Regions from separate parts of the Homo sapiens genome. Here region 2 is linked to region 1. Evidence: read pairs that join two places in POLR2A ChIA-PET (ENCODE). Cell type or tissue: PC-9. All regions are shown on one strand.

Region 1 (8,000 bases):
CCCCATGGTCCCCACCTTTCCAGTTGTAGGCACCGGGGGCGCCGAAGTACACAGTGTTCTGGGTGAAGCCACCGCTGGTGCCCAGCTGGCACATGCCCGTCTCCAGGTAGTCTGTGTTGCTATTGCACATCTCGTTGTGGTAGGTCTGCCAGTCATCACTGGAGTCCAGCTCTAGGTCATTGCCTCGCACGTAGCACTTGCCCACCATGCGCCGCTGGTCTTCTGACCCTGACCACAGCACCTGGGTGTAGCGGTGGGCACAGACCTGGGGACCCCCCAAACACAGGCAGCCTTAGTCAGGCACAGGGACCCGGGTCAGCTGTCTCTTTTACCCTGTAAGCCTCTGGCTTTGCCAAACAGGAGTCAAAGGAGATCTCCTGGCTTCTCCTTCTCCCAGTGATACTTAAACCTGCATCTCCTTTCCAGAATTCAGAAATCTGCTCTGAGGGTCAGGAACACTTTTTGGAAAGCTGTAAAGTGTGGATCTGAGAGTGGCTTAGAGATCTCAGCAAAGGGAAAGCAGGGAAGGATGAGAGACTGTGGGGTTCAGGCTCTTGGTCTAGAAGGGGTTAGTAACAGAGAGATTAAGGGACTTGCTGCTCTGCCATCTCCAGATGACCCTGTCCTCTTAATGAAAGGACCATTATTAAAATAATAATTACAATGACGGTAATAATAATAGCAGCAGCTAACACTTCATGAGTGCTTCCTATATGCCAGGCACAATTCTGAACTCCTCACATATTAAGTGTTAAGCCTGCTAGTGACCCTATGGTGTAGGAATGATTATTTCCCCCATTTTAGATAAACTGAGGCATGGAGAGCTCAGTAACCTGCATAAGATCTCATATCTAGAGAGAGGCAGAGAATATTCAAACCAAGGCTGTCTCCTTCCAAAATCTGAGCTCTTAAGCACATGCTGTGCTGCTTCACGGAGGGGAGAATCTATGCGCAGCCTCTCTGGGTGCACTTTAGCTGCTCAGTATATATTTATTGGGCAAACTGATGGGCCAGAATAGGGTGACTTAAAACAGCCTGGAGACAGGCAAAGTCCAGAAGTAGGCCCTGGTTCTTGTTTACTTGCTTTCTGTGGTCCCTTCTAGCTGTGAGCTCCACCAGCATGTTACCTGAGCCTGTCTTAGTCACTGCTAAGCTTCTAGGAATAGCACAGTGTTTGGTACACAGTAGGGGCTCACCAAATATCTGTTGAATGAACAGTGAGTAAATAACTGCTAAAGGATCCAGGGTGCAGAATCACTTTAAATGGGCTCCTAGACCACAGCCATCCATAACAGGGTTATCAAAAAGGCATTTCAGTGAACTGATGCCAACCTGGAGCTTAAAACAGTGTTCAAAGGTGACAGAAATCCCAGCAGTGGTGGCTTATGGGGTGGCAAATGATTAGAAGGGGTTACAAGGGCACCTTCTGGAGTGATTTTAAGATATATCTTTGGTTATACAGGTACATACATTTGTAAAAATTCATTGAAGTTTGAAATCTGTACATTTCACTGTATGTAAACATTACATCAATTTTTTCCTTTTTGAGACAGGATCTGACTCTGTCACCCAGGCTGGAGTGCAGTGGCATGATCTCAGCTCACTCCAACCTTTCTCTCCGGGGTTCAAGTGATCCTCCCACCTCAGCCTCCCAGGCAGCTGGGATTACAGGCGCATACCACCATGCCGGGCTAATTTATATATTTTTGGTAGAGATGGAATTTTGCCGTGTTGCCCAGGTTGATCACAAACTCCTAGGCTCAAACGATCCTCCTGCCTCATCCCAAAGGAATGAGCCACCGAGCCTGGCCACATCAAATTTTAAAATGAGAAAAAAGCCAGGCATTGTTGCTCTTGCCTATAATCCCAACTACTTGGGAGGCCGAGGCAGGAGGATCACTTGAGCCCAGGAGTTCAAGGCTACAGTGAGCTATGATCATGTCACCCACTCCAGCCTGGGTGACAGAGCCAGACCTCATCTCTAAGAGAAAAAAAAAAAAAAGAAAGAAAAAGAAAAATGGGGCCACATACGGTGGCTCACGCCTGAAATCCTAGCACTAGCAGTTTGGGAGGCCAAGGCAGGAGGATCACTTGAGCCCAGGAGTTTGAGACCAGCCTGGGCAACACAGTCAGACCCTGTCTCTATAAAAACTTTAAAAATTAGCTTGGGAGGCTAAGGCTGGAGGGTCGCTTGAGTCTGGGAAGTCAAGGCTGCAGTGAGCTGAGATGGCACCACTATACTCCAGCCTGGTTGAGAGATGGAGTCTTTTTTTTTTTTTTTTTTTTTTGAGATGGAGTCTCGCTCTGTCACCCAGGCTGGAATGCAGTGGTGTGATCTTGGCTCACTGCAACCTCCACCTCCCAGGTTCAAGCGATTCTCCTGCCTCAGCCTCCCAAGTAACTGGGACAACAGACGGGCACCACTGCACCCGGCTTATTTTTTATATTTTTAGTAGAGACAGGGTTTCACCATATTGGCCAGGCTGGTCTCGAACTTCTGACCTCATGATCCACCGGCCTCGGCCTCCCAAAGTGCTGGGATTACAGGCGTGAACCACCACACCCAGCTGGGAGTCTTCTATCTTGAAAGAAAGAAGAAAGAAGAGAAAGAAAAGAAAAGAGAGAGAGAGAGAGAGAGAGACAGCCTCATTCTCTCTTTGCCTGCTGCCATCAGCGTAAGATGGGACTTGCTCCTCCTTGCCTTCCACCGTGATTGTGAGGCTTCCCCAGCCATGTGGAACTATCAAGGCAAGAGAAAAACCTGACATCAAAGCAACACATTCTAAGACTGAGTTTATGTGCCTATCTGGATACTGATAATTCATGTCTGAAGAAAGTATAAGTATTGCATTCTCTTGGTCACAGTAATTGTTTCAGAGAGGAGTACCTGAAATAGTCAGAGCTAATGAGTTGTAGTCAGATATCTACTGGGACTATAGAACTTGAAGGTCAAAGAAGATAAAGCTGAAGCTGTTGCATTCATCTTGGCACTACGAAAAGAATGCCTATCAAAGAATGGAGGCAACACGAAGAACACAGAGTTAAGTGCTTGAGATAAATCACATCCTGGTGGCATCATATGAGCACCAGGAGCAAGGCAAGCCTTAACCAGAACTCTTCTGTGTGTGAAGCAATAAAATCAAAATCCTTTTTGGAATATAACAACAACAACAAGAGACAGAGAGAGAAAAAAATGCGGGGGGAAATGTCTATCTGGGACCCAGAAATGGAGAACTCAGGGGCTGCCACTATAGAATGTGGGCAGGAGGTGACACATTTGATTAGCCCCCAGACCAGAGCTGGGTGAGCCGGGGTCAGCAGGGCTGGGCCTCTTCCGGCAGTCAGCCTCCCAGGAAGGAGCGCCAGCCAGCGCTGAGCTGCCTGGGGCCCTCTCTGCCCTTTCTCCTCCTTGCAGTTCCCTCGGCTCCCTCGGCTTGTTCCCACGAAGGCTGAGCACCCAGTGTAGGCATGCGGAGGAAGTGGATGAGTCAGAGAACTCAGGCCGTGCGGGGGTTTGGGAGAGCACAGGATACTCACCCCCTCCCCAGGAGTGCAGAGAGCGAGGGACACACAGCCACAGGAAGGGACATGTGTGCAGGCCCCAGCACACACGCGCCGTGGACCCCCCTGCTGCCCTCTTCTTTCCTCCCAGCTCTGGAGATGAGGGGAGAGCCGGGTAGAGGTGGAGGAGCCAACACTGAGCACCCACTTACCAGAACTCTGCCTGCAGGGCCCTGGCTGGCCACAGTCACTCCAAGCCACATGTCCTCAATAATGTGATGGCCAGGGTCATCTGTGGGCACCGGAAGGATCATGAATCAGAGCACCTCACCCATACTTCAGTGCCCAAAGTCTCCAGAGGGCAGGAGTGGGTCCCGCTTGGGCCCTCCACCCACAGGGCAGCCCTCCCAACTCCCCTTCTCCAGCTCGTCATTATTCTGAGCTCTACCAATCCCATCCAGCCCCACTCTCCTCTAGGGCACCCTCTTCCCAGCTGGACAAGAAGCGACTAGAAGCCGTGTGAACAAGCCTTCTATCTCCTCCAGGCCATTCTCTCTGCGGTACCCCCCTGCCAGACCTCTGACCCAGCACCCCTCCCCAGCCCCTTCCCCTCACTTTTCACTGTGATGTTCATCCGCTCACAGTCATCCTTGTGGGCAGTGAGTGGGCACAGGTACACAGCACCAGTCCGGTTGGTGTAGCCATCGGGCACAGCGAGCTCCCGGGGGGCACCAGCCAGGAGCCTGGGGATAGGGACGGAGGTGGGTCCGGGTTCAGACTCCCCAAGCCCCACTTGGAACAACTTGTTATTTATTCAACATACATTTACAGATTCTTGGTGCCAGGAGACCCCCAGCTCCTGCCCTCCAGAAGTGCCCAGTGTAGGGTAAGGCAGGCAAGGAAAAAAGACACTAGAAGGAAGTGCCCCGGGAGTGGGAAGCAGGGAGCACAGTAGCCCAGGCTCAGGGCTGAGGGGGCAGTGATGGAGGCCAGCAGAAGAGGTGACCTAATCTGAGTCTGAGGACAATCACCAGGGTTCTCCAGGTGAAGAAGGGGAGGAAGAGCACTTGGGCAAAGGCACACATGTGCAGGGCCAGGAAGCAAGAGCCAGCAGGGTGAATCAGAGACCTGCAAGGCCCTCAGCATAGCTGGAGTCCAGGAGCCTCTGGGGAGGCACACAAAGGCAGGCTGGGAAGGTCCTTAGGGGAACCACAGAGGGATTTTAGGCAGGGGCATGACATGGCCAGATCTCAGTTTTGGAAGGAATGCTTTGGCCTTTGAGATGAAGGTAGACCAGAAGAGAGCAAGATGAGGAATCCTGGCAGAGAGTTCAAATTCTGGGGGTTCAGAGGGGAGAACTTAGGGGACTGGGTTGTCAGAACGCTGGGTTTTTCCTCCTGAAGCCATGTGGAGACTCAGATCTTGGAGACCTGGGCCCCTAAGCGACCTGGGTGATGTCCAACATCCTTCCCCAGTTACCTTAAGACAGGCACACAGGTAGGGGTTGGGATAAGTACCTGACACTTTGGACAATGTGGCCCCAGAGCAGAGTTCCCAGTGGGTGGGCAGCAGGTGGGGAGGGAAAGGGCTCTTGCCTTGCTCCCAGCCTGCCCAGAATCCATCTTTGGGGATGCAGACAGCAAGTTCCTGCAAGGATGCTTAGGACCCTGGCAACCCGTCCCATACCAGAGGGGTGGCTGGAGCAGAAAGAGGCAGGGGTTGGCCCTGAAATGCCATCTTAGAGGACAAGCCTTGGGCCATCAGAAACCCCGGGGATCTTTGTTAAAAAGGTAGATTCCTCTGCCCACAACACACCATCTGGTGGAATCTGGTGCACCCCAGTTTGAGAACTCAGTTTTAGCAGATTTTCTCCCCACATCACCTCCCTGCAGCCTCTAAATGTTCTGCCAGGAGCCCCTGCTCAATCCTGATGGCCCTGGCCTTCTCGGGTGGCAGGCACCTCCCAGGTGCCCCACCATTTGGCCCCAGCAACTCTATCACTCTACAGCTCCCAGCTCAGAACTTGGGCTCTGGGCCTCCTGCCAGTCTGGAAGTGCCAAGCAACAGCCACGCCTGTAGCTTCTGCCTGGGACCTGTGAGTGTGGGCTACAGGGAGTGGGCTGGGCAGGGCAGGGCAGTGCAGGGCCTGGGCATGCCAGGGCCTGGGGTATCTCCACCCACTGGGAGTCAGGAATGTACTGCCTGCGGGTGCTGGGAAGGGGGTGGGACCTTGCCTATACTTCAAGACAACAGCTCAGACCTCACCCTGGGGAAGTGTTCCTGGGAGAAGGGGTGAAGCTTCCTGGCCAGGGAGGCTGGCAGGGGGCCAGGGTGGCAGCCAGGCCTGGAGAGTCACTTCTCTCTGGGCTGGGAAGGCCTCGATGAGTCCACTGCCTGACCACCCATGGACATCCGCTCTCTGGCGTGCCTGACAGATGAGAGAAGGGACCCACAGCCTGCGGGAAAGGAGCATCTCAGCCTGAGAACCCACGGACCTGGGTCTAGGGTTTGTTCTGCCTGAAGGGGCAATTTCCTTTCCTTCTCTGAGCCCTGAGTGCCCCATCTGTAAAATGGGGGCAGCCCCTCTCCTGCTGACCTCCAGGGTTGCTAGAGGAACAAATAGGTCTATTCTACAAAAAGGTGTTCTGATATGAAGCCATAGCTAATGTGAGCATTGTTGTTCCGATTTGTTGTGGCATCAGGACTGGTCTAGCATGCCTCCAGCCCTCCCTCCAGGGACCCAGGAATTTCTTTTTTTCTTTCTTTTTTTTTTTTTTTTTGAGACAGGGTCTTGCTCTGTCACCCAGGCTGGAGTGCAGTGGCACAACCTCGGCTCACTGCCACCTCCGCCTCCCGGGTGCAAGTGATTCTCCTGACTCAGCCTCCCAAGTAGCTGGGATTACAGGCATGCACCACCACGCCCAGCTAATTTTTGTATTTGTACTAGAGATGGGGTTTCGCCATATTGGCCAGGCTGATGTCGAACTCCTGACCTCAGGTGATCCACCCGCCTCGGCCTCCCAAGTTACTGGGATTACAAGCGTGAGCCACCGTGCCTGGCTGGACCCAGGAATTTCTGCCCTGGCATGTTAGGGAACCTGGAGCAGAGGGAAAAGAAGAGACTCCTTTGGTGGTTTAGAGAGATCAGCAGGGAGACATAGGAAGACTTCCATGGCTTGAGGATACCAGGTGATCACTGGGGTCAGGGTGGGAGCGCTGGCAGCTAGAGTCACTCTACAGCGGGGGCTCAGATCTGGCTGGAGGTGGAGGTTGGGAATTTTCTACAGTGACACTAAGGGGTCCGGGCCTCAGTGGGAGGCCGGGCCTTGGGCACGCCTGTAATGGAAGTGTTGCCCCCTTGTTGCTGCTGCTGCCCTGCCCATGTTGTCATACAGGAGGCAGCTGAGCAAAAGGGTCTCCATGCCCTCCCAGCCCCCTCAACTCAGCCAGGAAGGGGCTAAGGGACTCCCTCCTCTGAACTTCCCAAGGTACTGAGCAGGCAGAGCTGGGCACGCATGTCAATCAGATTGAAATACTTCCCCTTACCACCAATACCCTCCTGCCTGTTGCCTGGAACCAGCCTTATGCCTACTGATAGAGGGCAGGGCAGGGCCAGTGCCCTAATCCCAGCCCTACATCCCAGGCCCCTCCCTCCTCAGAGATTCCAGAGTGAGCCCCCGCTTCACCCCCCCAGAGTATTTTTAGCTTCCACTTGGCCCACTCAGAGGCCCTTTAAGGCCCTCTGGCTCCCAGCCCAGGATCCAATGGGTCTACAGCCAGAGGCCTGCACATGGATGGGGGAAGGCGGGTGTGCAGAGGGTGGTTCCAGCTTCCTCCAGCCACACACACCCAGGTGTGTGCGGAGGGGGTTGGAGAATCCTGAAGGTGAGAGGGACCTTACTGTATGCAAATGAAATGCAAATTAGTACACAAATGAGCAATTCTGCCAGCCACCTGCTTTTAGGTCTGGTCCAGATCACAAAATCCAAAAGCTGACCCCTTCCAGAGCAGTACTGAACCCATCCCCTCAGCTGCAGCCAGAAGGAGGGAGAGTAGGTGGAGGGATGCCTAGATGGAGCTCTTAGAGCAAGGAAGATAGGAGATGGGACTGCCCCTCTCCTGGAGTCAGGCTGGACTGGGGGGAGCAGAGACCCCCAGCCCCCCAGATGGAGTGGGATGGGTGAAGTGACTACTCAAGGGCTTTCCAACAGCTGCCTCCTCACCCTCCCATTGGCTCCAGCCAAACAGCCCCTCTTGGCCTCTGCGGAGCCCCTTGAGCTCCAAGTTCCGAAAAAGCCCTTCCTTACCCCTGCCCTATCACTCCCCTTGGGGCAGTTCAGAGCTAATGGAACAGCCAAGGAGAAAGCAGAAGAATCAAAGAAGGGCGCGGCACAGTACCCAGGAGAATTCAGGGTACCAGGTTGGCTCACCTCAAAGAGGAGAAGGCCCCTGGGGGCACTGGGGTGGGGTAATGCTCAGAGAAGCAGCCTGTAAGATTC
Region 2 (8,000 bases), 450 kb before region 1:
CACTGCACTCCAGCCTGGGTGACAGAACAAGACCCTGTCTCTAAGAAAAAAAAAAACCTGCATGACTGAGGATGAGTGTATGAATGTATTTAAGAGTCCGTTGTGGCAGCCACAGCATGACATTGACAACACCCGGGGCAGAAGGGGGTCACAGGTCACTCTCCAACGAGGACACACTCCCTGCCTTCCTTTCACAGAGGTGGCTTAACAGGATCAAACACATCTCATTTCTCTGGCTGGTCAACCCTGTCATTTTCCCTCTGGTTCAGAATGGTTTGATATAAGGCCCTACATAAAACAATCAAAAGAAAACCTAAGTCCTGAGGCCTTTAGGGAGTTTAAAACAAAATTTGGTTTTATCCACTGCTTCTTACAGCACCGTAATCTTTAAGAGGCAATATCACGAAAACATAAAGGCAGGTGTTTTGGTTAACAAAATCCAACTTTTTTTAGGAAATTTCCATAGAGTTGGTGGCCAAAAAAACTCACACCAAAATCATTCCAAACATAGTTCTAAATTCAGCCTGTTGGCCAGGTGCAGTGGCTTACGCTTGTAATCCCAACACTTTGAGAGGCCGAGATGGGAGGATTGCTTGAGGCCAGGAGTTCAAAACCAGCCTGGGCAACACAGGAGAACCTATCCTTAAAAATAATTTTTGTTTTTCTATTAGAAAAAATAATAAATTCAGCCTATCATCCACAGTCTGTTTCTGTAATGGGGTCAGCAGAGGTTTGGAAGTATCTGTCTGTTAAATGCATGGCTCTGTGCACACAAACACACATGCAGGGCTGCCGGCTGAACCCCGAGTTCCAGTCTCATCTGCCGCCATGTGTGGGGATGCAGCCTTGGGCTTTGATTTCTACCTCCCTTCTCCCTTCTACACAAACTCACCAAAGTGGGTGGCAGCCTATGAGAACTGAGATCAGCTGAAGGTCTGTTTTTGTAAATATTTTGGTATTATCTGTACTTTCTAGGACATTTGCTTCCTTTATCCATAACCTTGGCTGGGTTGACATCTTTCCAAGTGATTAAACGTCTCCAGATGTGTGCTTTTTACTGGTGGGTGCACAATTACCACGTGTCAATAGAAACTTTCAACACTGCCGAAGATTTTTGGGGGCCAAAGCTCCCATCCCTTCAGTGATAGAGAAGCTAATCTTTCATGTTTGCTTTAGATTGAAATAGTAAAACTCTGGTCTAAGGTTATTCTGAGAAAGTTATCTTTAATGTAGTCCAATAAATGCTCTGTTACTGCATACAGTCAGGGAGTGGTATGTTCTAGTTATTAAAATATTCATTAAAATGATATATACATCTTTTTTTTTTTCTTGAGATGGAGTCTCACTCTGTCCCCCAGGCTGGAGTGCAGTGGTGTGATCTCAGCTCACTGCAACCTCCGCCTCCCGGGCTCAAGTGATTCTCCTGCCTCGGCCTCCCGAGTAGCTGGGAATACAGGCATGCGCCACCATGCCCAGCTTTTTTTTTTTTTTTTTTTTTTGAGATGGAGTTTCACTCTTGTTGCCCAGGCTAGAGTATAATGGCGTGATCTCGGCTCACTGCAATCTCTGCCTCCCAGGTTCAAGCGATTCTCCTGCCTCAGCCTCCCAAGTAGTTGGGATTACAGGCATGCACCAACATGCCTGGCTAACTTTTTGTATTTTTAGTAGAGGCTGGGTTTCACCATGTTGGCTAGGCTGGTCTTGAACTCCTGGCCTCATATGATCCACCTGCCTCAGCCTCCCAAAGTCCTGGGATTACAGGCATGAGCCACCGCACCCGGCCGCCCAACTATTTTTTGTATGTTTTGTAGAGACAGGGTTTCACCATGTTGGCCAGGCTGGTCTCAAACTCCTGACCTCAGGTGATCTGCCCACCTCGGCCTCCCAAAGTGCTGGGATTAGAGGCATGAGCCAGTGCGCCCAGGGATATATATGTATCTTAAAGTTAAATTGCTCCTCGAGAGTGCTTACCAAGCCCCTTCTATGTGCTATAAACTACAAAGATGGTATAAAAGGTTAAGATATGGCTCCTTCTCTTGAGGTACTGAAAAATGTGACAGGAACACACACCAATCATAGCTAGAGGAGTTCCTACATTTGCGGTACAGGCAATAGGTTTGGTTAGACATCAAAAAAGGAACAGATCCATGTGGATTACACAGTTCAGGGCTCTGAAGAAGTGTTCAGAGGAACAGCTGCAGAGGTGGCTCCACAGGCTGAGGCAGGCTGCAAAGGAGAGGCAAGCTTTGCACAGGTACAGCGGCAAACCAAGATGCTCCAGGTGAAGTCAAAGTCCAAGCAAAGCAAGGGGCAGGGCTGAGCATGGCACGTGAGTGGCACGATAACACAGAAAACTTGCTGGGGGGCCGGGCGCGGTGGCTCACGCCTGTAATCCCAGCACTTTGGGAGGCCGAGGCAGGTGGATCACGAAGTCAGGAGATCGAGACCATCCTGGCTAACACAGTGAAACCCCGTCTCTACTAAAAATACAAAAATATTAGCCAGGCGTGGTGGCGGGCACCTGTAGTCCCAGCTACTCGGGAGGCTGAGGCAGGAGAATGGCGTGAACACGGGAGGCAGAGCTTGCAGTGAGCCGAGTTTGCACCACTGCACTCCAGAGCCTGGGCGACAGAGCAAGACTCCGTCTCAAAAAAAAAAAAAAAAGAAAACTTGCTGGGGAGGTGGAGAGGTGGTGATGTTGGGGATGAGAGGGAAACCAGGGCATGACAGCTTTGTAAAGCATGGCTCAGGCATCTGATCTTTGGTTCAGGGGAGTGAGTTGATGACAGGTGCATTTCAGAATGATTCATCAGATGAAGAGAGCCAGATGGACCGGAGAGGCAGAGGCAAGCTGGGGAGACCAGGGAAGGAAGAGCCCCAGGGATCATTTTAGGACCTGCAGGAAGACTCCACAGGGCTGAGGTATGTCTGACTACTGAGCCTATACAGGCCCAGCTCTTTCTGGTTCTTTGGTCTGGAATCCCAAGCTGATAGGGCTCCTAGTGAGCCACCCAGCTGACATTTCTCCCTTGATGCTGACAGTGAGGGGTAAAAGAGACCACCCCGCTTGCACGGGGTAGTCAGTCTCTTGTCGGAGCTGGACCAGAGGGCTGGAAGCAAGGTGCTCAGGTGGGGGTAGGAAGCGAGATACGGAGCGGGGAAACTATGGAGGGAGAAGAAACCCGGACTCTATTTCTTCTGCTTCTTGTTTTATCTAAGTATTATTCGTTTTTAGTGTTGATTAAAGTCTTTGGGAAATTCTGACCTTAGGGTTGGGCTGGGGGAACCATGGAGGGGCTGTCCCTACTAGGGCAGAGCTTTAATTGGTTGGGGAGGGGAATCTAATATTGCTAGGAGGGTTCTTGGTTTCTTAGCAACAAGACAGCGGTGGGGAGGTGGTGCATAGCAGGAAGGGAGGGTACTAGGACTCAAAAGGGCTCTCAGGTCCCGAGAAACAGGTTTAAGTCACTATTTTTGCTTTCCTTTTTGCTTATGAGTCAGAGACTTTGGAGAAACATCGCACAAGGTTACAAAATGACACTGGGTCATTAGCTGCCTTGTATGGGGGCTGGGGGAGAGTACTGCTCTACAACATTAGAGGCTCCCCTGAGATATTTTTAAAAAGATATCTTGCATGCTAAACACTTCATTTTTTTTCCCTCCTCACTCTGGTGCATGTTCTTAACTCAAGGGTTAATTAACAAACTAAATTTTCTGCTTATTAAAAATAAATATGCAGTGAAAAATCTTTCCTTGATTTGTTTACAGCAGTTCAAATCTGATACGATCTCCCAGAAACTATGTGAGCAGGAGGCAGTGGCTAGGAAAGCCCTTGACTGCCCTTGTGAAAGGAGACCAGATATTCCCTCTCTCTCAACTATTAAAAAGTATGTCACGGGCCAGGCACGGTGGCTCATGCCTGTAATCCCAGCACTTTGGGAGGCCAAGGTGGGAGGATCGCTTGAGCCCAGGAGTTTAAGACCAGCCTGGGCAACTTGTCTCTACAAAAAAAAAAAAAAAAAAAATTTGCCAGGCATGGTGGTGTGCACCTGTAATACTAGCAACTTGGGAGGCTGAGGCAGGAGGTTCACTTGAGCCCAGAAGTTCAAGACTATAGTGACCTATGACTGTACCACGGCACTCCATCCCGGGTGACAGAGCGAGGCCCTGTCTCAAAATACATATATATATATATATATATATATATATATATATATACACACACACACACACACACACACACATATATACACATATACATAATATATATAAAATACATACATATATATATATAGTATGTCATAAAACAGCATTGGACTTTTATTTTTTTAATAATGGGGGTCTCACTGTGTTGCCCAGTCTGGAATGCAGTGGCTATTCACAGGTGTGATCATAAACTCCTGGCCTGGAACAATCCTCCTGCCACAGCCTCCTGAGCAGCTGAGACTGCAGATGTGCACCACCATGCCCGGCTCAACGTTGGACTTTTATACGTGAAGAAACATAAAGCCATACTGAAAAGCGACTAAGCTCCTGTTAGTTTTCTGAGGGTCCCCTCTCCTCACAATGAGCTTTCACAACTCTGAGGCTGGGTCTCCCCAGGGCCTGCAAGAGCACATCCAGGCTTTCTGACCTAGTACATAAAGCCCTTTCATGGTCTGGCCCCTGACCTACCCACCTGTGCAGCCTCTTCTGGTTCCCACATTTACAGTTCCATAAACTCATGCTGCTTCCTAGACCTAGAGAAGCAAACCTCTCCTTTTTTTTCTTGTCTGCCATAGATGTCACCTTCTTCAGAAGACGTACCCCTACAACCATCCCTGGTCTGGCTCAGGTGCTCTGAGCCCCCTTAAGCCCGATGGGCACCTACATCACAGCATTTGTATTTCTACCTTTGTCAGGTTACTCCTCCAGGTGTTCATTAGACTGAGTTTCTTGAGGACCAGGGTCACACAGTTAATACCGATACCCTTCTGGTGAGCCACAGTACCACACAAAATCAGCTCTCAGTAAACAAAAATAGGCTGGGCGCAGTGGTCCATGCCTGGAATCCTAGCAGTCTGTGAGGCCGAGGCAGGAGGATCGCTTGAGGCCAAGAATTTGACACTAGCTGGGGCAACACAGCGAGAGCCCTGTTTACAAACACACACACACACACACACACACACACACACACACACAGAAAAAAAAAGCTAAAAATTAAATTTAAAAATAAATAAATGGAAACAGCCAAAAAAGATCAAAAGGGGGTGGGTTGCAAGTGAGAACATGTCCATGGAAGTCAGTCCGCTATCAGACGCCCTGTGGCTCTCCCAGGTGCAACCAGAAGAAAGCTGTAGAGGGTAGGAAGCAGTCATATCTAGCGATTCTTTCCAGGCTAAAGGAGCTGGATAAGTGTCATCCAGCTGGAAAGTGCACGTGGTAGGAAAAGGCAGTCAAAAAGAGAACTAGCCAAGCAAGGCCTTTCTTCTGGGTTTTTCCAGCAGGAATCCTAAGTGACGCCTGCCCCGCTCCCCGACCCTCCTCTACCAAATAATCCCATCAAGGTGGCTGGTTTCAACACTTCATTCTTTCCTCTTCCCAAGGACCCCAATTCCTGGCCCTTCTACCCTTAAACTCTTTCCTGGCTCTTCTGCACTTCATCCAGTCCGGGGATCCTGCCTCCTGCATGCCACCCTAAGATGTGGTTAGAGGTAGCGCAAGGCCATCTCCCCAGCCAGTGGTCCCTGAGGCCCCTCTGTCAGTCTCCCACTTCCTATGTCCCCATCCCCAAGGCCCAGTGCGCTGTAGGCTCTTCCTGCCTTGCCCCCCATCCCTAAGGGTCCTATGCCCAGTACCCCACTTCCCCGTGATCTTTCCTCCATCCCTGGTGCCATCCCCATCCTCCAGGCCCCGTGTCCTGAACTCTTTCCGGGGACCGCTTCCCCTCTCGGGTTCTCCCGAGCGCCCAAGGCAGCCAGCGCCAACCTTTGACATTCTCTGAGGCCTCTAATAATCTGGTCGGAGTTATTCTGAGGCGGGAATCCTTCTTTAGAGACTTCATGGTGCCGCCCGGCACCATGAAACGTTGCCCTGCACCGCCGGCCCAGAGACACCGAGGCTGCGCCGCACCCGCCAGCCAACGGCCGCCACTGCGTCCACAGCAACCGGTGCCCCGCGCGGGGGCGCGCATCCACCGATCAACTTGGGCGGAGACGGCTTGGAAACCTCCTTCTTCATCGGGCCGCGCACGCGCCCGCCGCCGGCGGCTTCAAGAGCGACGGACCCCTAGAAAGCCCTGCGGGCCCGGCCTGTGACGCCACAGGCGGCGCCGACGAGCGCCGTGACGTCACCAGCCGGGCGGGGCGGGGCGGGGGACCCGGGCGAGGACCCCCGCGAGTTGCGGGAGCCGAGGGCTGGGTGGGAGTGGCTGGCTGGTAGGGGTGCATGACCCGCCTCGCCCCGCCCTGCTGCTAGGCCACGGGGGGCGGGTGGGGCGTCGGGGGTGCCAGCCCCTGCTTCCCGCCTTCCTCGACTAAGGCCACATCCTGTCGAGGGACCTCCCTCTGCCCCCCTCACAGCGGTTCTGGGGGGGGATCGGGCCTTTCAGGACGTGCTGAAACCCCTTCGTGGCGTACCGTAGGTTTTAGGTGTCCCTGCCTGCCGTCCCCAACTCGCACCAACGCGCCTGGAGACCTCCCGGGTCCACGCTCGCTGCAGCCACTTTGGCCTTTCATCACTTCCCAAACCAGCCAAAACTTTTGCCCTGACTTGGGGCATTCTCACAGTCCTTGGAGATGCTGCCTCTGATTATTTTAAGTTTATAAACGCACCCGCTTTTTTCGCCTTCCCCTGGAGCCCTGAGGCATTCTGGGATTATTTCGGTTTTTTGTGTAGTTGCCTATTGTCAAACTGGCTCTCAGAATGTATGAGAGCAGGAGCTGCCTCAGGCCCTGCCCCCAACCCAAAGTTTAGCACTAGTAGTCAGGCAGTAAATTGTACCTCAAATAGTGAAGGGGTTCTAGAGCCAGACAATTGGGTTCTAATCCCAGCTATGTCGGCTTGTTAGCTGTGTGTTCTTGAGCCAATGCCTTGACCTAGAGAGCCGGTTTTCTCTGCTGGGCACAGTGGTTCAGGCCTACAATCCTAGTGCTTTAGAAGGCTGAGGCAGGAGGATTGGTTGAGGCCAGGAGTTCAAAATTGACCTGAGCAACGTAGGGAGACTCCATTCTAAAAAAAAAAAAAAATTTTTTTTTTTTTTTTTTTGAGACGGAGTCTTGCTCTGTGCCCAAGCTGGAGTGTAGTGGTGCCATCTCGGCTCACTGCAACCTCTGCCTCCCAGGTTCAAGCGATTCTCCTGCCTCAGCCTCCTGAGTAGCTGGGATTACAGACGAGTGCCACCATGCCTGGCTAAGTTTTGTATTTTTAGTAGAGATGGGGTTTCACCAGTTGGTCAGGCTGGTCTCGAACTCCTGACCTCGTGATCTGCCCGCCTCGGCCTCCCAAAGTGCTAGGATTACAGGCGTGAGCCACCGTGCCTAGCCTAAAAAAATTTTTTTTTAATTAGCTGGCTTTGGTGGCCCACACCTGTAGTCTTAGCTACTCTGGAGGCTAAGGCAGGAAGATTGCTTGAGCCCAGGAGGTCCAGGCTGCAGTGAGCTCTGATTGCACCACTGTACTCCAGCCTGGGCAACAAAGTGAGATCCCCATCTCATACATCCATACATACATATATACATACATAAAATGGAGGTCATAATGCTGCTCTCACAAGGCCACTGCCAGGGTTAAATGAATATGTATGTATTTCTTTTTCTTAGCGAGTATCTCACTCTGTTGCCCAGGTTGGAGTGCAGTGGCACAATCATAGCTCACTGCAGCTTCAAACTCCTGAGCTTAAATGATCCTGCTGCCTTAGCCTTCCGAGTAGCTGGGACTACAGGCATGTGCCACTGCACCCAGCTAATTATTAAATTTTTTGTAGAGACAGGGTCTTGCTATGTTGTTCAGGCTGGTCTTGA

What was found. Peaks named below come from ENCODE experiments on the same cell type or tissue, not always from the same donor. Only the 100,000 strongest peaks of a DNase experiment are listed, where the experiment ranks them.
Region 2: POLR2A ChIA-PET joins it to region 1 with 11 read pairs; 2 of 35 experiments call an interaction of 5 or more read pairs at or near these places.

The regions. Positions count from the first base shown.
Region 1 is chr17:50,060,321-50,068,320 of GRCh38, reverse strand. ITGA3 (integrin subunit alpha 3) reads right to left here. Exons shown (of 26, transcript NM_002204.4): 2 at 4,117-4,244; 3 at 3,714-3,793; 4 at 16-265. Among named protein-coding and RNA genes, the nearest start is that of ITGA3, 8.2 kb to the right of the region's middle. RefSeq lists enhancers at 3,014-4,213, 5,168-5,668, 5,669-6,169. In PC-9, no CTCF peak of the experiment used is centred here; DNase peaks (open chromatin) are centred at 3,440, 3,810, 4,560, 5,720 and 2 weaker places; H3K4me3 peaks cover 4,967 bases; H3K27ac peaks cover 8,000 bases.
Region 2 is chr17:50,506,718-50,514,717 of GRCh38, reverse strand. It overlaps MYCBPAP (MYCBP associated protein), which reads right to left and starts at 6,279. Exons shown (of 19, transcript NM_032133.6): 1 at 5,968-6,279. The coding sequence starts at 6,043. RefSeq lists silencers at 3,223-3,312, 6,284-6,573 and enhancers at 3,413-3,612, 6,054-6,183, 6,204-6,263. In PC-9, no CTCF peak of the experiment used is centred here; DNase peaks (open chromatin) are centred at 2,817 and 3,477; H3K4me3 peaks cover 1,685 bases; H3K27ac peaks cover 1,227 bases.